Linked DNA regions of Homo sapiens: region 2 is linked to region 1. The links are chromatin loops, found by intact Hi-C in ENCODE. Cell type or tissue: PC-3. All regions are shown on one strand. Links, peaks and the distances in the headings refer to the core of each region. The heading gives the core; the rest is flanking DNA.

What was found. Peaks named below come from ENCODE experiments on the same cell type or tissue, not always from the same donor. Only the 100,000 strongest peaks of a DNase experiment are listed, where the experiment ranks them.
Region 2: it touches region 1 in a loop (7-fold over the local background); 3 of 110 quality-filtered maps call a loop at or near these places.

Annotation. Positions count from the first base shown.
Region 1 is chr1:106,611,244-106,628,066 of GRCh38, forward strand. No RefSeq gene overlaps it. Among named protein-coding and RNA genes, the nearest start is that of LINC01661, 200 kb to the right of the region's middle. In PC-3, for the core only: CTCF peaks have their summits at 4,763 and 9,658; DNase peaks (open chromatin) are centred at 9,558 and 10,768; H3K27ac peaks cover 4,018 bases.
Region 2 is chr1:106,016,267-106,033,089 of GRCh38, forward strand. It overlaps LINC01677 (long intergenic non-protein coding RNA 1677), which reads right to left and starts at 11,987. Exons shown (of 6, transcript NR_146609.1): 1 at 11,540-11,987; 2 at 10,937-11,016; 3 at 6,816-6,946. LOC124904595 (a long non-coding RNA gene) reads left to right here and starts at 11,881. Exons shown (of 2, transcript XR_007067036.1): 1 at 11,881-11,946; 2 at 12,203-12,318. In PC-3, for the core only: CTCF peaks have their summits at 6,201 (motif pointing right) and 6,405; no DNase peak of the experiment used is centred there.

The DNA of each region.
Region 1 (16,823 bases), core at 4,735-12,734:
GATGTTGATGGCTGCTGACCGATCAGGGTGGTGATCGCTGAAGGTTGGGGTGACTGTGGTAATTTCTTAAAATAAAGTAACTATGAAGTTCGCCACATCAATTGACTCTTCCTTTCTTGAATGATTTATATGTAGCATTTGTGTTGTTTGACAGCATTTTATGCAAAACCGAAGTAGAATTTCTTTCAAAATTTGAGTCATTCTTCTCAAACCCTGACACTGCTTTATCAACTAAGTTTATGTTACATTCTAAATTCTTTGTTGATGTTTCGACAATGTTCACAACATATTCACCAGGAGTAGATTTCATCTTAAGAAAACACTTTATTTGCTCATTCATAAGAAGTGAGTCTTCATTCATTCAATTTTTATCACGAGATTGCAGCAATTCAGTTGCAGCTTCAGGCTCCGCTTCTAATTCTAGTTCTCTTGTTCTTTCTACCACACCTACAATTACTTCCTTTCACTTGAACACTTAGAGGCCATTGTAGAGTTATTATTTGGTCTAATTTCAATATTGTTCTGTCTCAGGGAAAGGGAAGTTTGAGGAGAGGGAGAGAGACAGGGGATGGTCCAGTGGTGGAGCAGTCAGAACACACACAACTTTTACCAATTAAGTTCATTGTCTTATATGGACATGGTTCATGGTGTCTCAAAACAATTACCATAATGACATCAAATATCACTGCTCATATGTCTCCATAATATACATAATAGCAATGAAAATGTCGGAAATAATTGTGAGAACTACCAAAGTGTGATGCAGAGACACTAAGTGAGCACATACTGCTGGGAAAACTTGCTCAATGCAGCGTTGGCATAAACCTACAGTTTGTAAAGAATGCAGTATCTCCAAAGTGCAATAAAATGAGATATGCCTGCAATCCAATATAAAACTAAGAGCAGGTTGAAGATTATAACAAAATACCTGCTTGTTATCATGCAGGTATTTTAATTTCATTCTTAGAGTAGTGCCTGGTAACTCTTTTATTGTTTTTCTAAAATTAGGTTACATAGTAGTACTTCTTGTGTTTGTGGTACTTCAAGCTTTAATAGCTTTATAGGAGGTATCTGTGTGTGTGTGTGTGTGTGTGTGTGTGTGTGTGTGTGTGTGCGCGCTCCAATTATGGTCAGTACTTTATAACAATATTGTTTTATGAAAATAAACATGTTTATAAAAAATTTTATGTGGATTTTGAACATAAACATAATACTTCAAAGAAATTTATGCTCAAGCAGACAATACTAATCAGATCAAACATCCCCCCTCCATGATATACTTTAGAAGAAGATGTGGAATTATAATTGGGTCTGCTTACTAAATGGAGAAAGAAAATATCATAATTCCCTAAAATTATACAAAATGATTAATATTCTCTTAATTTTAGCTTTTATAATGTGGACAGACAATAGGTAATTAAAAGCTGAAGATAAGATCAAAGTTTCTTTCTAGTAAGGTTATCTTCATTGTTATCAAGCCATTGAGTGGTACTGACAGTTGACTGCAAAATTGACTAGTTTTATTCCACCTTCTTTTATCTACACCCTCTTACCCCCAGGAAAATCCTCTTCTAGAGAACAAAATATTGATATAGCCCAAGAAAGAAAAAGCCAAGCATGTAAAGAATGGTCACTGGTCCTTCAAAAAAAAGAAAGTATCTAGTTTGGCTGGGGGAGGGTATCCTATGTGGATTGATGTTCCCTTGACAAGTTATAATGTTTTCAGCGTAGAACATATGGCTCAGAAATTTCTTACTGCTTCTAGGTTTCTCCTGTTTCAATCAGAAATAAAACTTATTACGAAGACAAGTTTACTCTTCTAATATTAATGGCTTTTGAGATGCTCATATGATTGGGATATAAATAGAGTTTGTAAGATTGGTGAGATAACCAATAATAATACCTAGGAAACAAATTAGGAGTATAAATTGTTGACTAAAAATAACTGCTTCGTAGGGACCCAATCGCACAGTGAGTGGGAATGAGTAAGGCACAGCCTCCGGGGAATAAAGAACTTTCTGAGATGAATTACAAGCAATAAAAGAAGAAAACCACACTCTTAACTGATGAATAGAAATCCCTGAGGAGAAAAGTGTTCATTTGTACTTTCCTTCTTTAGTGTGGCTTATTTCTAAGACATTGATTTTATTGTGTGAGATGCTTCTTCTCTCCTCAGATTGGTCTAGATGGAGAAGACAGCCATATAATTGTGATTGTTTTAACTGAGTTTTACTAAAGGTTTCAACATTTAATCAGTTTTTACATCCTTTAATTGATATATTATTTATAGTCAAAGCTGTTAAAAAAATGTATAAAATATACTGAAATAAAAAAGAGAACTTTTCCTCCCCTGCCCCTTCTCATTTACACGGCAATGACTAGCATCTTAATCACCTTGAGACATTTTTCTCCCTTCCTCATTGTATTTCTTTCTATTAAACTTATCACCATCTGACATACCATGTGTGTGGGGTAAGTGTAATTCCAAGATGACCTCCAGTGAATTACACCCAGAAATTAAACCCCTATTTTAAGTCTAGGCAGGACATGTGTCTTGCTTCTAGATAACAGTGTGTGACAAAGGCGATGGGATAGCACTCCTTTGATTAGGTTATGCTTATAAAACTCCTTGTTAGCTGACTGGAGCAAGAGCTTCTCCTGATGGCCTGAAGAAAGAGGCTGCCAGGTTGTAAGAGACTGTGACCACATGGAAAAAAACTGTGGGACCCTCCAGCAGCTGAGAGTGGCCCGGATCACGGCCAACAAGACAACGGGAACCTCAGTCTTACAGCTTGAAGCAACTGTAGTCTGCCAACAATCACGTGATCTTGGAAGCGAACTCAAGCTCTAGGAAGGAATGCAGCCTGACCAATGCCTTGATTGCAGCTTTGCAGGGAACCCAGATTAGCCACATCTGGACTCCTGGCATGTGGACACTGTGAGTTAATAAATATTTGCTGTTGTAAATCACCTAGTTTGTGGCAATTTGTTACCCAGCAATACAAAACTAATACACTATTTGTTTTATCTGTATATCTAAATTTTTATTCTCTATTTCTTGTCCTGGCATCAAAACATACATAGCTTATAAACTCGAGATAAACAGGATTGTTTTTGTTTTTGTTCTTGTTTGTTTGGCCTGCTTTTCAAACTGCTATGTCTCCAGTGCCTAGAAGATTACTCAGCACCTAGTAGGCTTTCCATATGTTAAACAAAATTATATTTTTGAAAAGTTCCAAGTTTCCATTAGTGAATCTATCTTACCTTAGAGATACTATAAAACAAAATTTCAGAAAACATATTTTTAAAATGAGATTAGAAAATTGCTTTTAAACGAAAGTGTGACATTTAAAAATTATTTAATCATGCATTCAACTGACATATATTAAACACAGAAGAGCACAGAGCTGGAGGCAACTTGCTTCTCTTCAGTTTAATAAAGGAGGTAGGTGCATAACCCCAAATTACAGGATGGCAAGGAATTCTCATAATAATGGTATTAGCAAAGTGCTAAATAAGCAAAGGATGAAAGTAATTACAGCTAGCATTTCTAAGTTGTTGCTATGTCCCATACCCTTCACAAGCACTTTACATTTATTTTTTCACTTTGTTCTCATTATGGTCCTATGAGCAGTCACTGTTCATGGCTTTGTTTTATAGTTGAAGAAAGACTCAGCCAGTTTAGGTAACCAACCCATGGTCATAAAGTGACAAAGCTGAGGTTTTGACTCATATCTGCCTAATTCTAGAGCCCAATTATCCTATCACTGTATCAATGGCTCTCAAACATTAATGTGAATAAGCATGACTTGAAGAGTTTGAAAAAGCGATTCTAAAAGACTTGTCTCCAGTGAATCTAGGATGAAGCTCAGAAATATGCTTCTCTCTCCCTTTTCCTTAAGCAATTATCCAATCACTGCTGATTCAGGAGATCCAACACCACACTTCAAGCTACATGGCAATGCCCTATAAATCCAGTCCTTGGAAGAAGTAAAAAGGTAATTCTTGGGGTCAGGTTTGGTGGCTCATACCTGTAATCCCAGCACTTTGAAAGGCTGAGACAGGCAGATCACTTGAGGCCAGGAGTTTGAGAAGAGCCTGCCCAAAATGGCAAAACCCTATCTCTACTAAAAAGACAAAAATTAGCCGGGCATGGTGGCATGCACCTGTAATCCCAGCTACTTGGGAGGCTGAGGCACTAGAATTGCTTGAATCCAGGAGGCGGAGGCTGCCGTGAGCCAAGATCATGCCTCTGCACTACAGCCTGGGCAACAGAGCAAGACTCTGTATCAAAAAATAAAATAAATAACAAAAAGGGTAACACTTCATTATATATAAAGCAAGAAGTAGAAAATGGAAGCAGATGAACATCTAGGCTGATATCACAACATGCAAGTTTGGGCATGCAGGGCACATTCCAGAAATTGTAGCTGGGACTTACAGTGGGCATGGCAGTATTAGAGAGATTGCAGTCATGTGTTGCCAAACAATGGGGATACGTTCTGAAAAATGCATTGTTAGGTGATTTTGCTCTGAAAATATTAAAAAACATACACAAACCTAGTTGGTGTAGCCTATTGTGCCTAGGCTACAAACCTGTATAGCATGTTACTGTACTGAACACTGTAGGCAACTATAACACAATAGTAAGTATTTGTGTATCTAAACACATCTAAACATAGAAAAGAAGTAGTAAAAATTCAGTATTATAATCTTATGAAACCATCCTCACACATGCAGTCTGCCACGGACAGATCATTACGCGGGTCGTGACTGTAACAGGAGAGGGAGGTAGAGGCCTGGTCATGACGTCTGTATGCTATCCAAAGAAAGGGTTATCACGTAGTGATTAAATGCACAGAATCAGAGGACAAACTACCTGGAGTCTATTTCAAGCACCTCTTATAAAAGATTTGAGAATATGAATAATTCATTCAACTGCTCTGTGACTCAGTTTTCTTATCTATAATTGAGGATAGTAATCCTATCTCATAGGTGTATTATTTAGATAAAATAAAAACACATAAAGCATTTTTGAAAGTGTCTGGAACATAAGCACACAATAAACATTAGTCATTAATTTTATGGCTGGAGTCAACATGTTGCCCCTGAGTAATTTTTATGGCAAATCTCTCTTTGATAGCTTTTCAGTAGCTGGATTCAATAGAGGGAAATTCTAAAAACAAGACCAGCTAAAAAACTATTCAATTTATGCCAAATGCATACAGTTTGAGGAGGGATAGAGAAGTGGGATCAAATTTGAGAAATATTTGGGAGTAAAAGTTATAGAATTTGAGAATAAATTGGATGTTGAGAGCAAAATAATGAGAATGACTCCAAGATAACGAACTTAGGCAACTGGTGGTTTTACTAGTGAATTCCCCTTGCTATGCCCTGAATGTCTGCACTGATAGGTTGTGATAGCAGATGTTGATTTTTTCCCCCTTTTCATTAGCTGACTGTCTGAAGGGGTCAGTAATTTATCCTATGCTGAAGGCAACATCATTGCTTTATCTGCTCCAGGGACATAAATACAGCTGATCTAACGGTTTCTTCAAGCTGCCTTAACCTAGCTTTCGGCTACATCTTGATTTATATCAACATACTTAAAGTCTTGTTGATATCACTTGGGGTAGAATGTCAAATAGAATTAGCTTTCTAGTAAGTTTGCTCTCACCTCCTCTCACTTTCAGGTTCATCAAAGAAAGAGTATGTTTTTGTCATTGCCAAATTACTGATATACAGCATAGAAAGCACATTCCCATTAATTACAATTCTATGTCAGAAATAACTTGGCAATGGAGCTGGTGAAGGTACCCATTATGGACACACTTATGGCATACCTTGTACCTATCCCCAAAGCCCAGCTACAAAATGCCAAGCATTGTCATTATGAAACAAAATAGTTAGAGAATAGGGGTAATTCTAACAAGTACTGACACTTGAAGAACTTTTAGTGAATAGAAAATCATGGTAGCATATTTGTGGAGAAAGTGAACCTTACATTTTGATAAATAAAGAGAAGTCCCTGACTCCACATGAGGCTCTAATCCTTATCCCTCTAGTCCTTATCCCATAATAACTTTCCAGGATATAACAATATATCCTGTTATTTGACCCTAAAGATTCAGACCCAACTACCTGTAGGTTTATATATAAACATGAGGAATATCAGTGAGGCAGAAAGTCAACAATATGTGAATCAATATATATTTTAGAAAATCAGTATGTGGCAAGATGAAGGATGCATTTGAGAAATAAAAATTGGAGACAAAGTGATTGGTTGGGAGGTTGTTGCTGGTAAAAATGAATAAGAGTCTCAACTGGAGTGATGGTGGAGATGAGTTTGGCTATCTTAGGAGATAGTGCATACACAGCTTATTTCTTTGCCATAATCCACAGGTATCAGTCCACAGCTAAAATATTCAAGGGTCCCTTATAAAAAATAAAACGTAAATCTCATTAACACAGCAGCCTTATCTTGTTACACTAGCTCTCTCATCCTCAGAATGATCTCCACCCATTTACTTTTTGCCACACAGAATTAAACATATCATATTTCCCACTAATTCATTTAAAAACTACATTACACAAATATTTATGGAGCACCTACTATGTGCCATGCCCATTCCTCCTATGTTTTCTACTCTAGTGATAAAACAATACAACCTGAATTAGAAAACTGAAAATTACTTAGACATGTAATCAATAAATTTGTTGAACAACTACCATGTTCCAGACGGTGTTCTATGTGCTAGGGATATAGTAATAAACACAACAGTGTATCCATCTGCAGGGGGCTTACAGTCTAGATAGGAGGACTACAGTCAATAAACAAAATGACATATTTGCTATGCCAGTTGGTTCTAAATAACATTGAGGACACCAACACGGTAGACGAGGGGAATTAAGAGTGTTAGCTTGGAAGAATGAGATTTTAAATAAGGTGATCAGGGAAGAACCACCACCCAGGTGTATTTGTGCAGAGCCATGTAGAAGATGAAGAAGCAAGCCATGTGGAGCTACAAAGGAAGAGCATTCCAGACAGAAGAAATTGGAAATGCAAAGCCCTGCAGTAGGAGCATGTCTGTGTGTTCAGGGAACAGCAAAGAAATCCAGTGCAATTGGAGCAGAGAGAACCTGGGGGAGCAAGTAGAAGATGAGATAACAGAGAAAACAGGGCCAGAGTTTATGGACCATTGCAAAGATTTTAAATTTTACTAAGAATAAAATTTTTGAATGGAAGAATAATACAATATGTGCTATATTTTTTACTAGACTACTAAAAATCACACAGATGAAAGTAAGGAAGCTATTGCAATAATCCTGACAGGAGGCGATATTATTGTGGACTAAGTGGAAAGGATGAGCTGGATTCTGAAAATATTTTGTTTACTTGATTGATTGACACATAGTATATGTAGATGTTGGAGAAAGAGAGAACTCAAAGAGAATTCAAAAGTCAAGTTGCCATTTACTAAGATAGAGAAGACGTTGAATGAGCAGATTTCAAAGAAAAGACCAAAAATTGGATTTTAAACTGTAAAGCCTGGGATGTGCATTAAAAATCTAAGTGGTCGAGACCATCCTGGCCAACATGGTGAAACTCCATCTCTACTAAAATACAAAAAATTAGCCGGGCATGGTGGGGTACATCTGTAGTCCCAGCTACTCAGAAGGCTGAGGCAGGGGAATCACTTGATCTCCCGCCTCTGCTGGGAGGCGGAGATTGCAGTGAGCTGATATCGTGCCACTGCACTCCAGCCGGGCGACAGAGTGAGACCCCGTCTAAATATATATATATATATGAAGATATTTAGCAAACAGTTGGATATAGTCATGCGGTAAGGAGAATAACATAAGCTGCAGACATAAATTTAGGAGATGGCATTTTTACTGCCCAATATAGTAGTGATGGAAGCCGTGGGCCCTCTAGAGTGTCTGCTGCCAACACACCGGCTGCAGGAGGGAGGCACAGGCAGGGCTGCCTGCTCCATGAAGCCAGTGGGAGCCAGGGACAAGTGGAAGCCCGACCCCTTCCAAGTTGGGCGGGCGCTCCCTTGGTGCCACTGCAGCCACCCAAGTTAAGACTGCAGACCCGGGCTCCCAGCTCTTGGGGCTGGGAGTAAGTGGAGGCCCTGCCCTCCTGGGTGCATCTTCAGCCACCCAAACTGCAGCTGCAGTCCTGGACCTCTCATCCCACAGAGCAGGCAGCAGCCCTGCCCTCCTGAGCACAGCTGCAGCCATGCAAACTGCAGCTGCAGGCCCAGGCATCTCTGCACTCTTGGGGTCCTGGGAAGGCCCCACCTGACCTTGCAGGCTCAAAAGTGTTTGCTCTTGCTGCCTGAATTCTCCCTGCTGTTGGCACCCACTCTAGTCTAGGAACAAAGTCGGAGTCAAGCCCAGGAGCTGTCACAGCCCGGCAGGGTGTGCACATGCTCAGGGAAGTGTTAACACGCCAGCCCCTTGCTGCCTTGGCCCCCTCCCGACTTTGGGCACCAAGGAGCATAGGAGGAAACCTGAATTGGGGCTGAGGACACCTTGGCACTGGCCTGTAGGCAACCCTTGGCACCTACACCTTGGGTGCCATGAACAGCAGCAGGAGCCAGACAGGTTACTGGGTGGAAGGGGATGGTCCCTGGCAAGGGTTCACCTTCAGGCCAGGGAGGGCCTGAAGGCCGGGGGCTGGGCTGCCAGTCTCACCGACCAGAGTGGGAACTTGTGGTACGTTTTCTGGGCCCACCCATGACCACCCACGGACCAACTGTCATGCACTTGCTCCCCTCTGAGGCCCATTAAAGATCAGGGCTCAGCCAGAGTGGAGCAAACGTTGGAACAACCAGCTGCAGAAGGAGCTACCCACTCTGGGGCCTCTTCTCTTCTGAGAGCTGCGCACCCAATGGGATGACTGGCTGGAGCAAAGAACTACCCTCTCTCCTGATAGCTGAACACTTGTCAGGACAACTTGCCTAGCAGAGAGAAGCTAACCTCTGTGCTAGGAACTGAACACTCATCAGGACACACTGCCTGTGGAAAGGAGCAGCCTCCTGCGAGTTTCCTCTGAGTTATTCTGTCACTCAATAAAGCTCCTCTTCGTATTGCTCAGCCTTCACTTGTCTATGTACCTCATTCTTCCTGGTCGCAGGACAAGAACTTGGGACCCACAGAATGGCAAGGCTGAAAGAGCTGTAACACAAAGAGGACTGAGACATTCCCCTTGCTTGCCCCATTGTCGGCAAAGAGAAGGAAAGAAGAGCTGTGGCTCCTCAGGGAACCCAGACCTGGGAGCTCCCTAAGCCAGAGCTGTGACTCCCTTTTTGGGACCCTGTGGTTCCTAGCGTCTCCCAACTTCCAGCCACCAACATGTTTCCCAGTGCCAGCCATGGAAGCTGCTTGCAGTGCACCTGGTCTGGCTGCAGCCTGGCAGAGATTTAGCACCCATGACAGCACCTGGAGCTGCCGGCCCCACTGCAGCAGCCGGCACATCTGACTGCGCAACAGCCAAACCCTATGCTTACTCACAAACCGCTCACCATCCTATGCCTGACTCACCGTTGGCAGGCATGGGATCCAGGCCGGTAGTGTGTGCTGAGCACAGTCTGCCAAGCTGAGTGGGTGAAACAAGCACAGCAGGCCTAAGCAAAACTTGAGCAACAGCACCACCAGCCACAGAAGTTTCCAGCCAGAAAAATGACACCCCAAAGATCCTGTAACAGTAGACACTAGACATATGTGGCTATTTAAATTTAGATTAATTTTAAAATAAAATAAAAATTCAACGAGTATTTTTAGCCACATTTCAGGTGCTCAATGTGGCTACTGGCATATATGCCTAGTAATGTCATATTAACCCAGCAGTGTCATATTAAACAACACAATTTCCATGATCTCAAAAAGTTCTACTGGACAATGCTAGATTGATAGTGTTAAAGACACAAGATATGAGATGAATCACCAACTCAGTGACTCTGTTTCTAGGCTTGGAGAGAGAAAGAGATGGGAATGAAGGATTTCTTTTTATTACCACCTCACATATAATCTGCTGCAAAAGTCTTCTGATTTGGCTTTCGACAATGTCTCCTTCTCCTCCTCTCCCTTCACTTTGTGCTTGGCCTTCCTTGCCTCTTGCGTAGATGATTACAGTAGCCTCCTAACTGATATTTCTAACTCAGACCTCTGTTTCTGTTTGTTCTTGCTATTTCAAAAACCCACTTTACTTTCTGATATATCCTAACCCTTCTTATCTTTCAATGCCCAGCTTAAATGTCATTTACTCTGAAGCTTATGTACTCTCACCCCAGACTATGTCACCCTTTCTCCACATAGAAGATCTTAGCACTATTTGCATGTCTCTAAGATAGTACTTTTCACAGTATACAGTAATGATCATGACTCTTTGGCTCTTTTGAGTAAGTTTTATGTGCCTAACACATAGTAAACATTGAATAAATGCTTGTTGAGCACCTCTCTTAATTATCATATTGATTTACTAAGAGCTCCTGAAGTGAATACTGTTATATAAATCATTTGATTACAAATAAGAAAACTGTGATTAGAAATACATTTGAATATAAGTGATTTTAAAAATTATTTAAATCTGGAATGAGCTTTGAAATTAATCTAATTTTACAGATGAATAAACTAATACTAAGAGAGTTCAATTAGTTTTTGAGCCAGAAGGATTTCAAATATCCTGGCCATTACCCAAGTGCTTGGCTTCTCCCAGGAGTTCCACATCTAGCTTCTCACGCTATCCCCTCAACAGTGCTATGCTTGAATGGACATTTGGCATGACAAAGGTAAACATATATATCCCCCCAGCTACATATTAACAGTGGCACATTGATTACAAAGTAAAGATTTATGCCTCAGTAGAAACAAAGCTGATGCAATATTTAATTTAGAAATAATATGAATCGGGCTGGGCACAGTGGCTCACACCTGTAATCTCAGGACTTTGAGAGGCTGAGGTGGGTGGATCACCTGAGGTCAGGAGCTTGAGACCAGCCTGGCCAAGATGGCAAAACCCCATCTCTACTAAAAATACGAAAATTAGCTGGGCATGGTGGCGGGTGCCCATAATCCCAGCTGGGGCAGAAGAATCACTTGAACTTGGGAGGCAGAGGTTGCAGTGAGCAGAGATTGTTGTACTCCAGCCTGGGTGACAAGAGCGAAATTCTGTCTGAAAAAAGAAAGAAAGAAAGAAAACTAAATAATGAATCACAAACTCAATCCCTTTCTCCTCATAGGTGTGTAAAAACATCCTGTGCTTATTGAATAAAAAAAAATGGAATGATCTGGTTTCTTGCAGTAAATTGTTTCAGTGCGTAAGCAATGCTTAGAGAGAGTTGGAAATACTTTCGTCTCCAGAATGTGCAGCAAAACGAATGACTGCCACAAAGAGAGCTGAGCTTCTCAATACTCATTTTCTCACAGACAAATTAATTGTATTAGGGTTCAATTTTCTTTCTTGTTTTTTTCTCAAAGGTGCCATAATATTTGCACCGTTAGGAACACCTATGCACTGGTGTTCTTTTATTATTATTGTTATTATACTTTAAGTTCTGGGATATGTGTGCAGAACGTGCAGGTTCGTTACATAGGTATACACGTGCCATGGTGGTTTTCTGCATGCATCAACCCAACATATACATTAGGGATTTCTCCTAATGCTATCCATCTCCTAGCCCCCAATTCGCGACAGGCCCCAGTGTGTGATATTCCCCTCCCTGTGTCCATGTGTTCTCATTGTTCACATCCCACTTATGACTGAGAACATGCAGTATTTTGTTTTCTGTTCCTGTGTTAGTTTGCTGAGAATGATAGTTTCCAGTTTCATCCATGTCCCTGCAAAGGAAACGAACTCATCCTTTTTAATGTCTGCATAGTATTCCATGGTGTATATGTGACACATTTTCTTTATCTAGTCTATCACTGATGGGCATTTGGGTTGGTTCCAAGTCTTTGCTATTGTGAATAGTGCAGCCATAAACATACATGTTCATGTGTCTTTATAGTAGAATGATTTATAATCCTTTGGGTATATACCCTGTAATGGGATTGCTGGGTCAAATGGTATTTCTGATTCTAGATCCTTGAAGAATTGCCACACTGTCTTCCACAATGGTTGAATTAATTTAAACATTTAAACTCCAACCAGCAGTGTAAAAGCATTCCTATTTCTCCACATCCTCTCCAGCATCTTTTGTTTCCTGACTTTTTAATGATCGCCATTCTAACTGGTATGAGATTGTATCTCATTGTGGTTTTGATTTGCATTTCTCTAATGACTAGTGATGATGAGCTTTCTTTCATATGTTTGTTGGCCACATAAATGTCTTCTTTTGAGAGGTGTTTGTTCATATACTTTGCTTACTTCTTGATGGGGTTGGTTTTTTCTCGTAAATTTGTTTAAGTTCCTTGTGCAGTCTGGATATTAGCCCTTTGTCAGATGGATAGATTGCAAAAATGTTCTCCCATTCTGTAGGTTGCCTGTTCACTCTGATAATAGTTTCTTTTGCTGTGCAGAAGCTCTTTAGTTTAATTAGATCCTATTTGTCAATTTTGGCTTTTGTTGCCATTGCTTTTGGTGTTTTAGTCATGAAGTCTTCATCCATGCCTATGTCCTGAGTGGTATTGCCTAGGTTTCCTTCAAGGGTTTTTATGGTTTCAGGTCTTAGGTTTGAGTCTTTAATCCATCTTGAATTAATTTTTGTATAAGGTATAAGGAAGGGCTCCAGCTTCAGTTTTCAGCATATAGCTAGCCAGTTTTCCCAACACCATTTATTAAATAGGGAATCCTTTCCCCATTGCTTGTTTTTTTCAGGTTTGTCAAAGATCAGATGGTTGTAAATGTGTAGCATTATTTCTGAGGCTTCTGTTCTGTTTCATTGGTCTGTATATCTGTTTTGGTACCAGTACCATGCTGTTTTGGTTACTGTAGCCTTGTAGTATAATTTGAAGTCAGGTCGTGTGATGCCTCCAGCTTTGTTCTTTTTGCTTAGGATTGTCTTGGCTATATGAGCTCTTTTTTGGTTCCATATAAAAATTAAAGTAGTTTTTTTCTAATTCTGTGGAGAAAGTCAATGGTAGCTTGAGGGGATAGCATTGAATTTACAAATTACTTTGGGAAATATGGCCATTTTCATGATATTGATTCTTCCTATCCATGAGCATGGAATGCTTTTCCATTTGTTTGTGTCCTCTCTTATTTCCTTGAGCAGCAGTTTGTAGTTCTACTTGAAGAGGTTCTTCACTTCCCTTTTAAATTGTATTCTTAGGTATTGTATTCTCTTTGTAGCAATTGTTAAAGAGAGTTTACTTATCTGTTTGCCTATTATTAGTGTATAGGAATGCTTGTGATTTTTACACATTGATTTTGTATCCTGAGACTTTGCTGAAATTGCTTATCAGCTTAAGGGGATTTTGCACTGAGACAATGGGGTTTCCTAAATATACAATCATGTCATCTGCAAACAGAGACAATTTGACTTCCTCTCTTCCTGTTTGAATACAATTTATTTGTTTCTCTTGCCTGATTGCCCAGGCCAGAACTTCCAATATTATGCTGAATAGGAGTGGTGAGAGAAGGCATCCTGGTCTTGTGCCGGTTTTCAAAGGGAATGCTTCCTGCTTTTGCCCATTCAGTATGATATTGGCTGTGGGTTTGTCATAAATAGCTCCTATTATTTTGTGATACATTCCATCAATACCTAGTTTATTTAGAGTTTTTAACATGAAGGGTGTTGAATTTTATCGAAGGCCTTTTCTGCATCTATTGACACAATCACATGGTTTTTGTCGTTGATTCTGTTTATGTGACAGATGACATTTATTGATTTGCATATGTTGAACCAGATTTGCATCCCAGGGATGAAGCCAACTTGATAGTGGTGGAGAAGCTTTTTGATGTGCTGCTCAATTTGGTTTGTCAGTATTTTATTGAGGATATTTGCATCAATGTTCATCAGAGATACTGGCCTGAAATTTTCTGTTTTTGTTGTGTCTCTGCCAGGTTTTGGTATCAGATGATGCTGGCTCATAAAATGACTTAGGGAGGAGTCCCAGTTTTTATATTGTTCGGAATATTTTCAGAAAGAATGGTACTGGCTCCTTTTTGCACATCTGGTAGAAATCAGCTGTGAATCTGTCTGGTCCTGTGCTTTTTTTGGTTGGTAGGCTATTAATTACAGTCTTAATTTCAGAACTTGCTATTGGTGTATTCAGGAATTTGACTTCTTCTTGGTTTAGTCTTGGTAGGGTGTATGTGTCCAGGAACTTATCCATTTTTTTCTGGATTTTCTAATTTATTTGCATAGAGGTGTTTATAGTATTCTCTGATGGCAGTTTGTATTTCTGTGGGATTAGTGGCGATATCCCCTTTATCATTTTTTATTGTGTCTATTTGGTTCTTCTCTCTTTTCTTCTTTATTAGTCTGGCTAGCAGTCTATCTATTTTGTTAATCTTTTGAAAAAACCAGCTCCTGGATTCACTGATGTTTTGAAGGTTTTGTTTTGTGTCTCTATATGCTTCAGTTCTGCTCTGATCTTAGTTATTTCTTATCTTCTGCCAGCTTTTGAATTTGTTTGTTCTAGGTTCTCTAATTCTTTTAATTGTGATGTTAGGGTGTTGATTTTAGATCTTTCCTGCTTTCTCCTCTGGGCATTTAGTGCTATAAATTTCCCTCTAAACGCTGTTTTAGCTGTGTTCCAGAGATTCTGTTACATTTTGTCTTTGTTCTCATTGGTTTCAAAGAACTTATTCATTTTTGCCTTAATTTCATTATTTGCCCAGTAGTCATTCAGATGCAGATTGTTCATATAGTTGTGCAGTTTAGAGTGAGTTTCTTAATCCTGAGTTCTAATGTGATTGCACTGTGGTCTGAAAGACTGTCTGTTATGATTTCCATTCTTTTGTATTTGCGGAGGAGTGTTTTACTTCAAATTATGTGGTCAATTTTAGAATAAGTGCGATGTGGTGCTGAGAAGAATGTATATTCTGTTGATTTGGGGTGGAGAGTTCTATAGATGTCTCTTAGGTCAGCTTGGTCCAGAGCTGAGTTAAAGTCCTGAATATCCTTGTTTATTTTCTGCTGCATTGATCTGTTTAACATTGACAGTGGGGTGTTAAAGTCTCCCACTATTATTGTGTAGGAGTATAAGTCTCTTTGTAGGTCTCTGAGAACTTGCTTTATGAATCTAGGTGCTCCTGTTTTGGGTGCATGTATATTTCGGGTAGTTAGCTCTTATTGCTGCATTGATCCCTTTACCATTATGTAATGCCTTTCTTTGTCTTTTTTGATCTTTATTGGTTTAAAGTCCGTTTTATCAGAAACTAAAATTGCAACCTGCTTTTTTTCTCCTTTCTTTCCATTTGCTTGGTAAATATTCCTCCATCTCTTTATTTTGAGTCTATGTTTGTCTTTGCACATGAGATGGGTCTCCTGAATACAGCACATCGATGGATCTTGGCTCTTTATCCAACTTGCTAGTCTGTGTCTTTAATTGGAGCATTTAGCCCATTTACATTTAAGGTTAATATTGTTATATGTGAATTTGATCCTGTCATTATGATGCTAGCTGGTTATTTTGCCCATTAGTTGATGCAGTCTCTTCATAGTGTTGATGGTCATTACAATTTGGTATGTTTTTGCAGTGGCTGGTACCAGTATTTCCTTTCCATATTTAGTGCTTCTTTTAGGAACTCTTGTAAGGCAGGCCTGGTGGTGACAAAATCTCTCAGAATTTGCTTGTCTATAAAGGATTTTATTTCTCCTTCACTTATGAAGCCTAGTTTGGCTGGATATGAAATTCTGGGTTGAAAATTATTCTCTTTAATACTGGCCCCAACTCTCTTCTGGCTTGTAGGGTTTCTGCAGAGAAATCTGCTGTTAGTCTAATGGGCTTCCCTTTGTGGGTAACTCAACCTTTCTCCCTGGCTGCCCTTAACACTTTTTCCTTCATTTCAACTTTGGTGAATCTGACAATTGTGTGTCTTGGGATTGTTCTTCTCGAGGAGTCTCTTTGTGGTGGTCTCTGTATTTCCTGAATTTGAATGTTGACCTGTCTTGCTAGATTGGGGAAGTTCTTCTAGATAATATCCTGAAGAGTGTTTTCTAACTTGGTTCCATTCTCCCCGTCACTTTCAGGAACACCAATCAAATGTAGGTTTGGTCTTTTCACATAGTCCCATATTTCTTGGAGGCTTTGTTTGTTCCTTTTCATTCTTTTTTCTCTAATCTTGTCTTCACACTTTACTTCATCTGATCTCCTTTCTTTCACTTGGTCAATTCAGCTATTGATACTTGTGTATGCTTCACGAAGTTCTTGTGCTGTGTTTTTCAACTCCATCAGGTCTTTATGTTCTTTTCTATTACTGGTTATTCTAGTTAGCAATTCCTCTAACCTTTTTTCAAGGTTCTGAGCTTCCTTGCATTGGGTTAGAACATGCTCCTTTAGCTTGGGGGAGTTTGTTATTACCTACCTTCTGAAGCCTACTTCTGTCAATTTGTCAAACTCATTCTCCATCCAGTTTTGTTCCCTTGCTGGTGAGGAGTTATGATCCCATGGAGGAGAAGAGGCATCCTAGTTTTTTAAATTTTCAGGCTTTTTGCACTGATTTTTTCCTCATCTTTCTGGATTTATCTACCTTTGGTCTTTGATGTTGGTGACCTTTGGATGGGGTTTTTGTGTGGACACACTTTTTCTTGATATTGATGCTATTCCTTTCTGTTTGTTAGTTTTCCTTCTGACAGTCAGACCCCTCTGCTGGAGTTTGCTGGAGGTCCATTCCAGACCCTGTTTGCCTAGGTATCACCAGTGAA
Region 2 (16,823 bases), core at 2,954-10,953, 600 kb before region 1:
TTTAGAAATAAATAGAAATCATAAAAAGAAGCAAACAGAAATTCTGAAGCTAAATAATACAATGAGTAAAATTTAAAAAGCAGTAGACAACATCAACAGCAATCTGAAATATTCTGTGAATTCAAACAGGCATTTGAAAACAATCACCAGAGGAGAAAAAAGACAAAATAGAATGCAAGAGAATAAAGAAAGCCTGTGGAATTTATGGGACTCCATCTAGAGAGTTAACATTTGTGTTATAGGAGTGAGATAGGGTAAGAGAGAGAAAAAGAGATAAAGAGCTTTTAACAATGGCTGAAAACTTCCCAAAGCTGAGGAGAGATACATGCATCCCGGTACATGAATCTCAATGGTCCAAACAGGTTCAACCCCAAGAAAACTTTACCAAGACATAGCATAGTCACACTTTCAAAAACTAAAGATAAACAGAGACTCTTGAAAGCAACAAATGATTTTTTTCTCACATACAATTTTTTTGTCTTTTTTTACAGTTTTTTATTCAAAGTATATTTTATCTGATATAAGTATAGCTCTCTTTGGTTTCTATTTGCATGGAATTTATTTTCTATCCATTTACTTTCTGCCTCCATGTGCTCCTAAAGTAATTCTCTTGTAGCGAGCACAGAGTTGGGTCTGACATTTTAAAATTGAGCTACTGGTTTTCTTTTGACTTACATTTAAACTAATCATTGATAGGTAAAGACTTACTGTTTCAATTTTATTAATTGTTTTCTGGCTGTTTTGTACATCCTTTGTTCCTCTTGCTAGATTATTTTGTGATTTGATAATTTTCTATGGTGGTATGCTTTAATTCCTTTCTATAACTTTAATGTATATATTATAGTTTATATATATGTTATATATATTATTACATATTATATATTATTATATATTACCTATTATATATATATTATTATATATTTATATATCTATTATAGTTTATATATAGTTTATATATACGTTTATGTTCCCCATAAGGCTGTCAGTGGAATCTTTCAGCAAGAAACTTTGTAGCCCAGGAGAAAGAAGAATGCTACATTCCAAATTCTGGGGAAAAAAAAAAAGCATGCAACTAATAATACTATCTTTACTGGGCAGGGCTGTGCATGAAAAATAAATAAAACTAAAGACCTTCCCAGAGAGAGATAAAGCTGAGAGAACTCATCATCACTAGACCTGTCTTGCAAGAAATACTAAAGGCAGTTCTTCAAGCTGAATTAAAAGGATGCTATTAGTAGCATGAATATATATAAAACATAAAACTGGAAATCATCCTTCTCAGTAAACTATCGCAAGAACAAAAAACCAAACACGGCATATTCTCACTCATAGGTGGGAACTGAACAATGAGATCACATGGACACAGGAAGGGGAATATCACACTCTGGGGACTGTTGTGGGGGGGTGGGAGGAGGGAGGGATAGCATCGGGAGATATACCTAATGCTAGATGACGAGTTAGTGGGTGCAGCGCACCAGCATGGCACATGTATATATATGTAACTAACCTGCACAATGTGCACATGTACCCTAAAACTTAAAAGTATAATAAAAAAAAAAAACATAAAACTCACTGGTACACAGGTAAAATTAAGTAGGTATTCAAATGTTAAAGACTCTAATACTATAATAGTGGTGTGAAAATAACTTACATCTTCAGTACAAAGGTTAAAAAACAAAAATATTAAAAATAACTATAACTCCAATAATTTGTTCATGAATAAACAATATGAAAATGTAAATAGTATCAAAAATATAAAATATGTGTGGGGAAGAAAGTTGTAAAGTTATTGTATGTGATCAAAGTTAGGTTGTTACCAGCTTAAAATATAAGATGTTCTGGTAAGCCTCATAGTAAATACGGAGAAAAGAACTATAATATATACATAAATGTTATAGAAAGGAATTAAAGCATAGCACCATAGAAAACGATCAAATCACAAAATAATCTAGCAAGAGGAACAAAGGATGTACAAAACAGTCAGAAAACAATAAAATTGAAACAGTAAGTCTTTACCTATCAATGATTAGTTTAAATGTAAATCAAAAGAAACTCAGTAGTTCAATTTTAAAATGTCAGACCCAACTCTATGCTCTCTACAAGAGAATTACTTTAAGAGCACACAGAGGCAGAAAGTAAATGGATATAAAAAAAAATGCCATGGAAATAGAAACCAAAAAGAGCTATACTTTTATATCAGATAAAACGTACTTTAAATTAAAAAACTGTAAAACAAGACAAAAACCCTTATTATATAATAATAGAAGTCAACTCTTTAAGAAGATATAACAATTGTAAAAATATGTGCTCCCAACATTTAAACAGTTAAGCATATAAAACAAATACTAATAGATGTGAAGGGAGAAATAGCAGTAAAACAATAGTAGAGTACTTCAATTACCGACTTTAAACAAAAATAGATGAGTCATCTGGAAAGAAATTGAACAAGAAAACATTGGACTGAAAGTATACCTTGACCAAATGGACCAACAGATATATACAGGAAATTTCATCTAGCAACAGCAGTACATACATTCTCCTCAAGTGCATATGGAACATTCTCCAGGATAGACCACGTATTAGGCTACAAAATATGTCCTAACAAATTTAAGAAGATTGAAGTCAAATTAAATATCTTATCATTATGACTCTGGTATGAAATGAGAAATCAATAACAAGAAGAACCTGGAAAATTTACAAATATGTGTAAGTTAAACAGCATTTCCTGATAAAATGATATATCAAAAAATAAAAACTTAAAAAATATTTTGAGACAAATATAAATGGAAACAAACTTTATTAGAGTTTATGACAGCAATTCTAAGATATAAATTTATTACAATAAATACCTATATAAAAATAACAAATACACAATCTAACACTACTTTTCCTCAAGGAATTAGAGAAGAAGGAACAACTAAGCCCTAAGTTAGTAGTCAAAATGAAATAATGAATATCAAAGCAGAAAAAAAATAAAATTGAGACTATGGGAAAGTGGAAAATATCGATGAAATTAAAAGATGGATTTTTAAAAACACATAAACAAGATCAACAAACCTTTAGCCAGACTAATACAAAAAGAGTAAAGACTGAATAAATAAAATCACAAATAAAAAGGAGATATTACAACTGATACCATAGAAATACAAAGGATCATAAGAGGCTACAATGGAAAATTGTATACCTGCAATTAAGACAGCCTGTAAGAATGGATAAATTCCTAAAATCATATCTCTACTGAGACTGAATCACAAAGAAATAGAAAATCTGCTCTGATCCTTAAGTAAGGAAACTGAATAAGTAATATCAAATATGCATCAGAGAAAATCCTAGGACCTGATGACTAGCTGGTAAGTTCGAACACACATTTACAAAAGAATTAACCAATCCTTCTCATACTCTTTCAAAAAATTAAAGACAGAGTACTTCCAAACTCATTAGTCCAACATCACTCTGACTCCAAAGCCAGACAAAAACATTACAAGAAAAGAAAATTCCAGGCTAACATTTCTGATGAACATCGATGGAAAAATCTCCAACAAAATATTAGCAAACCAAATTCAACAGCACATTAACAGAATCATTTGCCAAGATCAAATGAAATTTATCCCTGGTACGCAAAGATGATTTAATATATGCAAATCAATAAATATGATAAATCACAATGACAGAACGAAGAACAAAGTTACATAATCATTTCAATATATGCAGAAAATATTTGGATAAATTCAACATGCTTTTATGGTAAAAACTCTCAATAATTTAGGTTTAGAAAGAGTGTACCTCAACACAATAAAGGCCATATATGACAAACCCACAGCTAACCTTATACTCAGAAGTGAAAAGTAGAAAGCTATTCCTCTAAGATCTGGAACCACACAAGGACTCCCACTCTTGCTACTTCTACTTAACTTTGTACTGGAAGTTCTAGCCAGAGCAATTAGGAGAGAAATGAATAAATAAAAGGCATCTACATCAGAAAGGAAGAAGTAAAATTATCCCTGTATGTAGATGGCATAATTTTATATGTAGAAACCCAAAAAGACTCCACCAAAACACCTGTTAGAACTTATAAGGAAATCCAGTAAATTTGCAGGATAACCAATATATAAAATATAGTTGCATTTTATAAGCTAATAATGAACTATTCAAGAATTAAGAAAACAATCCCATTTATAATATCATTAAAAGAATAAAATACTTAAGAATAAACGTAGTCAATACAATGAACTAAAAATTATAAAATATGGATGAAAGAACAAAAAGTTTGTGTACAGCAAAAGAAACCACTGACAAAATGGAAAGTCAACTTATGGAATGGGAAAAATATTTGCCAACCTTATACCTGATAAGGAGTTAATATCTAAAATATTTAAGGAGCTCATACACCTCCATAGCAAAAAGCCAGATAACCCCATCATAAAATGAGCAATGGATCCAAATAGACATTTTTCCATTTTCCAAAGAAGACATAGAAATGGCCAACAGGTATCAAAGCACTCAATAAAACTAATTATAAAGAAAATGCAAATCAAAACCACAATGAGAAATAACCTCCTGCAGTAATCTTCCCTGCAATAGGTGAGGAAAACACTTTATGTAAGTCAATATCACCCAGGCTTAGCATTCATTACTTAGAGGGCTTCTTAAACTGCAGATTTCTGAATCCCTCCCCTTGTTTCTATGAATTAGTCTGTCTGGGTTGGTACCAGGGAATTTGAATTTTTAACAAGTTCCTAAGTTATTATTTTATTTTTAAAACACAAATTTATTATTTTACAGTTCTGCATGTCAGAAGTCTAAAATGAGTCAGCAGGACTGTGTTCCTTTTGGAGGCTCTTGGGGAGACTCTGTTGCCTTACTTTTTTTTCAGTAGAAGGCATAGTGGCTACTTGCATTCTTTGGTTCATTAATTACCCCATTTTCAAAGCACAGTGTCTCCTAATATCTCTGTCTCTCTCTCTCCCTCTCTCTCTCTCTTTCTCTCACACACACACAGACACACACATGCACACACACACACACACATGCACACCCTCTCTCATACCCTCTCTTTTTCACTCTCACTCCTGCTTCTGTCATCACATCTCCTTCTCCGATTCTGACCCTCCTGCCCTTCTCTTGTAAGGATCATTGTGATTACACTGAGCCCACCAGGACAATCTTTCGAAGTCCTTAACTTTTGATATGTACTGTAATGAATTCAGAGATTCTCAGAGTGAGGACATGGATATAACACAGTTTTGAAATATTATATTTGTAGGTACAGAGGTAAATTGGAAGCAAAACTAAAAAATGTTTTCCATTTAGCTCTGACTTTTAGTGAAACAAGCAACTACAAAACCTTGGCAAAGTCAGTAGACACATTTGAACATTTACTTTGTTGTAATAGAGGGATTGATCTAGTTATTTCTAAAATATCTAATAATTCTTCATGTTGTGATTATGTAACTAGAGGCTACCTCTGATTTTTTATGACAGTCATAGGTAAAAATAGATGTTGAGTTTTAAAATACAGATAGCACAAAATTCAGAATTAAAAAAAATCAGTACATAAGTATAGTTTCTTTCATGAATAAATTGTATAATTAATTATGCTACGTTTGTCTAAAAGTATTATCCTTCTTTTAGGAAAAAACATGGGATAAAATATAGTTTAGATGATACCTAGCATATAATCAGGCATGTAGAGATCTCAGGATTTAAAAAGAAATATCAAATGAAGTGCAATAAATTGTGTTTTTTGTATAGATCCTTCGAGTCGTATCTCAGAAAAGAGAGAAATGGCTTATCCAATATTTAAGCAGAGACAAATGGCATATGAAGAGGACTTATCAGGGCAGTGGAGAGAATTGGTGATGAAAATTGGTAGGGGGTGAGTAAAACAAGTTTGAGACTTTGTAAATTTTTCCCTAGATTGTGGATTTCTAATCAAAATTCAAATGGAAAAAGGATTCCATCAAAGAATCTAATTCAACATTGGTAATACCATTCACAAGGAGAAACACAGTGACACTTTTCATTTACTAAAATTTGTTTTACTAAATTTCTTAGGGGGATGAATCTACTAAACAACATTCAAGGCTGTTAGTTTAATCATGTCTGTTTATTAATGCAGAATACATGGTTTCAGTGTTTCTATTCAAATATATGTCAATGTGAACTTTGCTGTAACAGCAAACTGGTGTTTTCAGTATATTTTAAAATTTATTAATCACCACTAGAGGGCAGGGTTATTTCTCAATATTAGTTCCCTTATTGATGAAATTAACAAAATAATTACATCATACTTATATTTCTGTTAACTTTTTTGAAAGACAATTTCTATATGACGATATTTTTGGGTTAATCTTATTCTAATGATTTCTTAAGATGTCCTTTTAAAAAAATCTCAAATTCTATCCTACTTCACAAATTCTCTTAAATATATTAAACATTTAAAAAATTCATAGTCAATGGACAGATACCATTTTGAACTTAACTGTGAAACCTTGTCCCTACTAAAAATACAAAAAATAAGTATACAGGAAAACGATACAAGAGTGAAATTACAATATATTAAATATTAAATGTATATTAAATTATATGTAACATATTAAATATAAATAATACTGTTAAAATATTATTTTGAATTCAACATGGCATTTTTTAAAAATTACTGGCCATTTTGTTAGGCCCCAAGAATAAAAATGATAAGACAGTCTGTTTTAGATATGATTCTGTTTTAGAAATCTTTTACTTCCCTTTGCAGAACGAAATTATGTGCTTCTGTACTTCCAACTCAGATTGTAAAATATTATGTTAGAATTACTCACATGCGCTATCCCCTCTCTGGACTTGTGAACTCCTTAGGCACTGATTCAAGATTGTGTCAACACTTTATCCCAGAATGCAGACTTGACCTGCCATATAGTAGATAAATACTCAGTAGAAATTGGTGGCTATACTATAATGATGGTAGAAAAAAAAACAATGAAAATTTAATTATTTACTATGATAATACCTTACTGTGTTTTATTTTATCTTGCTCAATTTCATATCAATATAATATTGATTTTAAAACGATATATGAGCTGGGTGGGGTGGCTCACGCCTGTAATCCCAGCACTTTGGGAGGCTGATGTGGGCAGATCACTTGAGGCCAGGAGTTTGAGACCAGCCTAGCCAGCGTGGTGAAACCTCATAACTACTAAAAATACAAAAATTAGCTGGGCATGTGGCACATGCCTGTAATCCCAACCATTTAGGAGGCTGAGGCAGGAGAATCGCTTGAACGCAGGAGGTGAAGTTTGCAGTGAGCCGAGATCACACCACTGCACTCCAGCCTGGATGACAGAGTGAGACTCCATCTCAAAAAAAAAAAAAAAAAAAATGTATGGAGAAGAGTGAACCAACAATAACTTGATTATCAATTAAGGTGGATTCAGTAAGCATTTCTTGAGGACCTAATATGTTCCTTGTATTATGCTCAGTGGTGGGCATAACAAATTGAATAAAAAGTTTATGCCTTTAAAGGACCAGTGAATGGAAAAGCAGATACAACTGATAATTCTAATCTTTGTAATTAAACATCTTGGCCAACTTATAATTGGTCTTCAGGTTGACTAAGGTAGAAATGTCAAGAAATGTCAAGTTTGGGGCAGAATATGGAGAAAAGGGACCCCTATTACACTATTGGTGGGAATGTAAATTAGTACAGCTAAAATGGAAAACAGTAAAGAGGGCCTCAGAAAACTAAAAATATAACTACCACATAATCTAACAATGCCACTACTGAGTATATATCAAAAAGAGATGATATCGGTTTATATTTTAAAATGCAGAGTCTTCAGAAACTAAACTTTTCTCCCACATATTTATGTTAATGTTCAGCTTTATACTGATTTATCAAAATTATAGACAATTAATATGAAGATGCATTAGAAGTAGTAGTCCATAATGATTACTCTAAACAGGAAAGGAAGTAAAAATTAATGGGACTAAGCAGATTGGGAAAAAACATATCAGTGGATTAAGAATGCAAAACTTTCTTATTAAAGGAGTAGTAATGTATATGGAAAATAACAAAAGGACAAGGAAAGATAAAATAGTATAATTAGAGAGAGAATGAGACTTTGTGTTTCAATGTTAATCAGCTATCTGATTAAAAGAAGAAAAAAGTACTTATCATTGCTACCAGGATATTCCATGGAGTAAGAGCTACCTTCTGAGAGTGACTTAGATCTGTCTGCTCACATTTATATAAGCACTTTATTCTCACTTTCCATTTTACCACATTGTTTACCACCAGCAAGAATTAAAACTGATGTATATCCTCAGGGACTTGCTATCTTAAAGTGTGGGTATCTATCTATCTATCTATCTATCTATCTATCTATCATCATCTATGTTTTATACTTATATAAGATATGTTTACTGATATATAATTAATTATATGTATATGAGACAATCTTGATAAGACACTCAGTTTCTTTACTTCTTATGCATTCTCCCATTGTAAAAATGAAATGATTACTTCTCTGAATTTTGCAACCCTTCTTATTGTTTGCAAACACTGAGAATGATTGGCAATGTCCTTGAGTAACTTTACTAATACAGGAGGGTAAATATTTAGAGCAATATATAGGGATTTAGTCTGTGATCCCCATTCTTGTAAAGTAATATAAATATTTACAGTGCATTTATCCCACAGTGTCTGTCCTAGGAGTGAATATAACGAAACAATAAAAACTATTTTTTAAAAAATAGTTATCTGCAGCCTTCACTCTACTTACATTTAAATTTGTGACTTAAATAACACAATGTAGAAGATATTAAGGCTTCCTAACATCTCAGAATTCAGTAAAACATAATCAGTCTAAATATGGCCAACACTCCCGAATGAGAGATAAATATGAAATTAGGGCTATGAGTAATTTATAAATAGTTTGAAGAAAAAATGTACATTTTTTAAAAGCCCAAGTGGAAAAATAGAAAAGTGGTTAATTATATTTCTTCACCTTATTCCCATAAGTGTAGAGAGTCAAGTCAGCATGACAAATTTAACATTTTTTATTAATACAATATGTCATATACTCTGCTAGCGTAAAAATGCAAGTAAATTGACCTTAAACCATCCTGAAGATTTAAGGTCCATCGGAAGTTTTAAAGTAAGAAGATTTAAGGTAAATCAATCTGAAGTATCAGATTAGTAGAAGAGTAAGATGTTGTAGCATAACCTCTGTTTTAAGGCTAACAAAATTATATCATTTTTGCTTTCTCTCTGTTTTATTCACAGTACTGATTTGAAAAAAATTAAAAAGCTCTGATTTTGAATATAAGGAAACAACATCTTCTCAGAAACTAGCTAAGACACTGATATTACTCTTCTTGCTATGAACTTATCTGCTCTTGAAAATATTTCTGGTTCCCCAACTTGGCTGTGTTGGTATCAGTTCCATTAGGTTAAAAACAAAGCAAAACAAAACAACAACAACAATAAAAAAAACTCTCATAAAAGTTGCTTGCAGTAGTATGTTCTGTAGAGTATTTCACCTTGCTTGGTCTGGTTCAAGGAGCAAAATGGGAATCCTATCCTACCAAATGCCTTTCCAACTCACTCATAGAGAAGCCTCTTCTGTGCATTAATCCACTATGTGCTCATCACTACTGTTGACCTTGAAGAGGTTAAAATATGCTATTCTGGCATATTGGCTATTTAAGTTTAAAGTGGTTTAAAAAACAATACGTACAAAAGATCACTTTGACCTCTGTGCTGTCTCTCAAAAGCAGAAGATAAAATTCCCATGTGAAAGACGCCCTCCCTTTACTAGAAAGATGCAAAATCTTTATATTCAAGGATGAGAAGTCAAAACTAAAAACTATGTAAAGATCTTGTTAAAATACCTCTTGTCTTTTAAGCCTCCCACATGATTTAGTTGCTTCTTCGCAACTAACTATTCTTTGTCCAATTCAGTGTTTAAGTAACTGACCCTAACTGCCTCTTTGGGTCTTTATTTCCTTATGAGAGCTTCCATGCCCTGTAAAATTTGTATTACACTTTTATCTTGTTAATCTATCTAATGTCAATTTAATTCTCAGATCCAGCTGAAACCCCAAGGGGACGAAGGTGGAATTTTTTGCCCCTAGACCTACTCTTTGCACCATATTATATTTGTTTATATAGCTACTTTCCCCACTAGACAGTAAATTCCTTAATATAGGGAGTATGTCTTAAATATATGTATCCCTAATACCTTACACTATTTTTGACACCAAATTCTCCTCGAAATAAATCTTTGACTATTTAAATAATTTTCACCAAGGTTTATATGTATTCATAACCCTATCCTGAATGTGTTAGAAAACATGGCTTAGTTAAGAACTTGCATTTATATGAAAATTAACATTCCATTGAATAAATCTAATTGTCTCTTGTTTGACACTGAAGACTATCTAAATAAAATTCCAAGCCATTCTATACTGTTGTAATTCAGGTTTTACATAGTCAATTATCACATAAAACAGTTTTGCACAACTAACTCTCATGGGATTTCAATTTTCAAAATGTTAACCAGAGATACCACTTTAGTTTTCCAGTGAAATGATCCATGGCATAAAATGTGTGTGTGCATTTACATGTGTGTGTGCATGTTTCGCCCAGACAGAATTATACATAATATTTAAATTAATAAAAAAACAGCATATTTCTCTTCCAATAACAGAATAGGGAGAAAATGTTATAAAAGTTAACTTATTACAAAACTATTTATTTACTAGGAGAGAAAAACGTAAATACATCAAATAGACACACCTATTTTTTAGCTTTAGAGAAATGAGTTAGGGGCCAGGTATAGGGCACTGAAACTGCCTAAGCCAGTAAAGAGACTACCATGTGATTTAGCATAAAACACAAACATACCTACTCACCAGACATTGCTTTGTAAACAGTACTTACCGCTAAAAGAAACTAGGACTCCCTGAAGAAATGGTTGATTCCCAGGTGACGGCAGGGAAATTTCAGATGAGCCTAAACATCTTATTATATTAAGCCAGAAAGTAGAAATTCCTTTATTTTTCAGATATAAAGAATACTGTTTTAAAGAATCATAGGTAGGTATCAAAAGGGCACAGGGCCTAGCTTAAAGGAGATTACATTTCATTAAATCTGGGACAGTGTGGACATCAAAATAAATACAGAGTAATGAATTATGGCATAGAATAAAGCAAGAATCCATGAGTCTATACTTATGTGAAAAGGTAACAAATCTTTTGTAAGAAATGGGACATTGACCTAGTCTCAAAATATCTCCCCACTAACGCTTACTAATTATAAGACTTAAAAAATGAGTAGAGAAGCCTATCAAACACCACTTTAATTGAGCATTAAAGTGAATATTACCAAGTAATAGAACAAGTAGAATTTGTGCCTCCAGCAGATAGGAATGTCTGGGAACACAGCATCACTCCTGTAGTATTCCTTACAAAGATGCCTAGTCTGAATGTAATAAAAAAAATTTAGGCAAATCTAAATATAATGACATTTTGTATAATAACTGACCTGTAGTCTTCCAAAGCACTAAAGTCATGAAAGACGGTGTGAGGAGCTATTCCAGATCAAAAGAGGTTAAAAAATAAATGCAACACTTATTTTTGAACTGGATCTTTTTGGTATAAGGAATATTTGATAGGATGGAGGGTAGTTGGCAAAACTTGAATGGGGTTTGAGGATTAGATGTTTGCAATATATTTTTCTATTAATAGTTTTTTATTTCTGTATATGTGGTCCACTCTCAGCCTAGTGGCAGAAAGCCATAATGACTTCATAATGCTCATAAATCCTGTGGGTTAAGAAATTGAAAAGGACTCAGTGGAAATAATCTGATTCTGTTCCATGATACTGGGGGCTTCAGCTGAAAAAGCTTGCGGGCTGAAAGCAGGAATCCTCTGAAGGCTTGCGAAGTACAGGTCTAGTGGTTGAACTTGGACCTAAATAATGGACCTAAAGTATTTAGGCTGTTGGCTTAGAACCCAGAACTCACTTCAGAATCTCCACATTGTTACATGGGCTTCCTCACAGCATAGTGACTGCATCTCAATAGCGAGTGTATTAGGAGAATCAGCTAAAATTCTTTAAACTATTTATGCATTAGCCTCATAAGTCTCAGAGCCTTCCCAGATTCAAGAACAGGAAATAAAGACCTTCTCACCTTTCCTTTTCCAGGTCAAAACCACACATTTGATAGCAGGAGGATGAAACTCACTTTGTAATAAGAGCATGCAAGACAGAAGGGAGATTGAGTTGCAGTTGTTTTTAGAAAATAAAATCTGTAAATCAAATACTGCCTGTTCTCACTTATTAAGTAGGAGTTAAAAAATGGGTGTACATGCACACAGAGGTGAAACAATAGATAATGGAGACTCCAAAAGGAAGGAAGGAGGGAGGCGGAAGGGAAGGGTTAAAAAACTACTTATTGGGCACAATGATTATTATTTGAGTGATGGGTTCAATAGAAGCCACACTCCAAAATTAGGCAATATACCTATGTAACAAACTTGCACATGTACTCCCTGAATCTAAAATAATTTTTAAAAACAAAATAAAATAAAATTTCTGTCATTTGTAATTATAATTATTTTGAGAGTGGTGCTGTGGCTTTGTAAGATAGTGACCTCATATGTAGGAAGTCCATACTTAAATATTCATGGTCAATGAGGCATTATGTTGACCACTTACCCACAAATAGTTCAGAAAAAAAAAATGGAAATGTCTTTTTCTTACATACTTTTGTAAGTTTTTAATTGTTTTAAAACAAAAAAGTACAACAAATAAATAGCTAAAAATATAAATGGAGGTTATCAGGAGGACCTGATTTACATTACTTTGCAAAATAGAAATCGAGAAAGTCAGGTAAGAATACACCTGCATGTGTGTTAAGCTACAACCTGAGGCTGTGAATATAAGGCTTTAGTTAAATATGAACATTTGAATCAGATGCTCAAAGGTAATCAGCCATAGACATATCCTGTTTCTTACTTCACCTTCACCAGGGTATTTAGAAATTCATGGAATAATTTTTTATTTTCACAGTAAATGGGAGGCACTGTTGGAATTTAGTGGGAACTGTAATGGCAAATATCCCGTTCTTGGTACATCAAGAATTGTGTATCCAACATGATGCTACTAACACTTCCTTCAAAATAAACTGCTGGTATGCATAAGTGAATTAAGCAGGAGAGTTACATAAATATATCGTAAACAAGTAGAATAATATTCTTTAGAACAGTAGAAATAAAATATAACATTGTTTTATATGATGTGAGATAATGCATTAATAATGGAAATAGAATTACAACTGATAATTGGATTATCTAGTCTCAAAAGGTAGAGTTTGGTATCACAGATATTTTTGTTGCCACAGTGATATTAGTTGTGTAAGACACTAAAGACACAGGTTTTATGGACAGATCTGGTCCATATTACTTACTGGTTAGTAACCTTGGACAAATTACTTACATTCTTCAAGCTGTCTTTTTATTTTTCTGTAAAACAGGACTAATAGTCTATAGTATTCTTGGGAGACAATGAACCTAAAGTATTTAGCACAATAAATTCTTCATATTTAATAGAGGCCAGGCCTTGTGGCTCAGGGCTAAAATCCCACCACTTTGAGAGGCTGAGGTGGACAGATTGCTTGAGCCCAGGAGTTCAAAATCAGCCTAGGCAACATGATGAAATCTTGTCACTACAAAAAATACAAAAATTAACCAGATGTGGAAGCACACCCCTGTAGTACCAGCTACTTGGGAGGCTGAAGCAGGAGAATCACATGAGCCAGAGAGGTTGAGGCTGCAATAAGCCATGATCACACCACTGCATTCCAGCCTGGGCAACCCAGTGAGACCCCATCTCAAAAACAACAACAGAAAACTATTTTGTACATAGCAAACATTAATAATGATAGTATTGCTAGTGTTGGTGGTAACAAAGATTGTAGGAATAGTAAATAGAAGACTTTCTAAGTTTCATCTACCAAGGGGAATTTCACTATTATTGTCTAAACATTTCAGAGTATTCCTAAAGGGGGAAATTCGGAGTAGGATTTCAGCTTCTACTTCCAGTAGAAACTTTAAAAGAATTCATGTAAAGAAAGAAAATTCTTTTTATCTATTTCACAGAGAACATATTGAAGTTTTAAATTTAATGTAAATGCAGGAAAGATTGAAGAAAGTATTTTTCAGGTTAGAAAGACAGAATTGAAGAATCACACATCAAATCTATCTTCCTAGGTATAATGTTTATATTACTTTAAATTCCCAAGTGAGGCTGGATGCGGTGGCTCACGCCTGTAATCCCAGCACTTTGGGAGGCCAAGGTGGGTGGATCACGAGGTCAGGAGATCGAGACCATCTTGGCCAACACGGTGAAACCCCATCTCTACTAAAAAATAAAAATAAAAAAATAATTAGCCGGGCATGGTGGTGGGCGCCTGTAGTCCGAGCTACTCAGGAGGCTGAGGCAGGAGAATGGCGTGAACCCGGGAGGCGGAGCTTGCAGTGAGCTGAGATCGTGCCACTGCACTCCAGCCTGGGCGTGGGAGTGAGACTCCGTCTCAAAAAAAAAAAAAAAAATTCCGAAGTGAAAAGGAAATTATAATTGATATCAGAATATACTTTTTATCCTCCAGAGCTGGACTGTCCGGTGGAAATATAATGAGAGCCATATATTTAATTTTAACTTTAGTAGTATTTACATAAAAAGTAAAGTTAAAAAGATGAAGCTAATTTTAACATTTTGTTTAACCCAACATAATCAAATTATTTCAACATGTAACAGATATTTAAAATTATTGAGTTTTTAAAATATTCTTTCTTTTGGAATGTCTTTAAAATCGAATGTGTATTTTACACTTAGCTATGTCTCAGTTGGACTAACTGCATTTCAAAAGTGCTCAATAGCCACGTATTTTGTGTGGCTGCTATATATAACATATATATAACATATTATATATGTATATATATAAAACATATGTATAACATATTATATATGTGTATATAAATCATATATATAACATTATATATAACATTATAAATAATTATAACATATTATAAATAAACATATATATAACATAATTTTTTTTAGTTATTTCTGTTATCCACATATTTGGGGAATATATTGTATCAAATAAACTTTTTTAAGCCAGTCATTTAATTTGAATACATATGAATAAAACAAATTTTTTTTCAATCTTAGAACCCTTGGAATTGTATATCTCTACAAATTTGAAAAAAAATATTATTTTATCAGTGCCTAATTGTTTTCATCTCCATTAGCCTTAGTAGTCTCCCAAGCATTGTGTGTCTGCGTGTGTGTGTGTGTGTGTGTGTGTGTGTGACCACTCTGGATTCTATATCATCTTCCTCTCTGAATGACTAACACTTTAGTTTTACTTCCAACTTTAAAACCAAATGAAATTTAGTACTTCAATTTTTCTCTGTGGCTTCTAACATATTTCTTCTGTTCTGAACCAGTGGAGAATAACGACAGGCAGTAGAATTTCTCTATGCCCTAAACCATCCTCACTTATTCTGCTTACTGCATCAGAGATTCCCTAACTGAAGTCTCACATGTTCCCTAGAAATTTAACAGTAAACAGAGCAATACTCAATGTACTCCACCCATCAATTCATATACACACAGCTAGTTACTCAACCAGGGCTCATGGTGGGGGTAATGAAGTGTTTCCTTTGCATCCCAGAAATAGACACAAATTTATTTCAGAGCAATGAAACAGACACTTTTGCCAAAAGAGCAGTTTGTTTTCAAGACTTTTCTTGACTGGTGTCAATGCTGTTACTGCTTTTCCCCTCTCTTAGCTTGTGACTATCCCCAATTTTGAAAATATGTGGCTCCTCTAAATGCTATATTTGAAAAAACAAGAAGCCCTTATTATGTGACTCAAAATAATAGAAATCCACTTTTTTACTTAACATTATGTGCCCTAGAAATTTCCTGATTATCCTTTTTCTAGTTAGATTTAGCTAGGACTAGATAGCACCTTTGATTATTAATTGGAAAATAAGGCAACGTCTACTTTTCTTGATGCATTTAGACCAAGAGAACATACAAAATTCAGACATGAAACACAGAATTTTGGTATAAAAATTAGTGTTGGGAGGTTGATTTCTATAGTTGATAGAACAGGTGAAGCAAATCAATAGTCTATCTGAATGTTCTATTTTCATGAGAAATAAATCTATTGCTCATTGGGATAAGTAATCTTAAATAAACAATTGTATTCTGCTCTTTAGAAAGCTCCCTTTCTCTTTGTAGTCCACTTATTAATAGGACTAAAAACAGTAAAATATTATTTTTTTCAAATATATATTATTCTCGATGGCTGCCTCAGTTTTCATCTTGTATTGTTTCTATTTGTAAAGTTTGTACTGGTACTCCAGGCAAGCAGAATGACATAGTCACCTAAAATTATTTCTTTAGCTACTTGTATTCAAGCACCTAGAAAGGGAAAAACTACATGACAAGTGGTTGCTACCATGAAACAGTTTTGTAAAAATAAGCAGTAAAATTGAGTTGGTTCATTGCTTATAAAGTGCAGTGAAAAAATCATGCGGGAAAATGATATGCTCAAATGATAAATCCATACCTACTCAAGTTCAAGGGATTAGAAAACCTCTATGAATTTTCTGTAAGAAACTCTTATTTCTTATGGCTTCATGGTTGAGATTTCAGAAAACTAAACCCAAAGTCTATTCCTACGAATAGCTGAATTATAATACAAATTGGATTATCCTGTTCATAGGATTCCTAATGTTAGATATAGGGC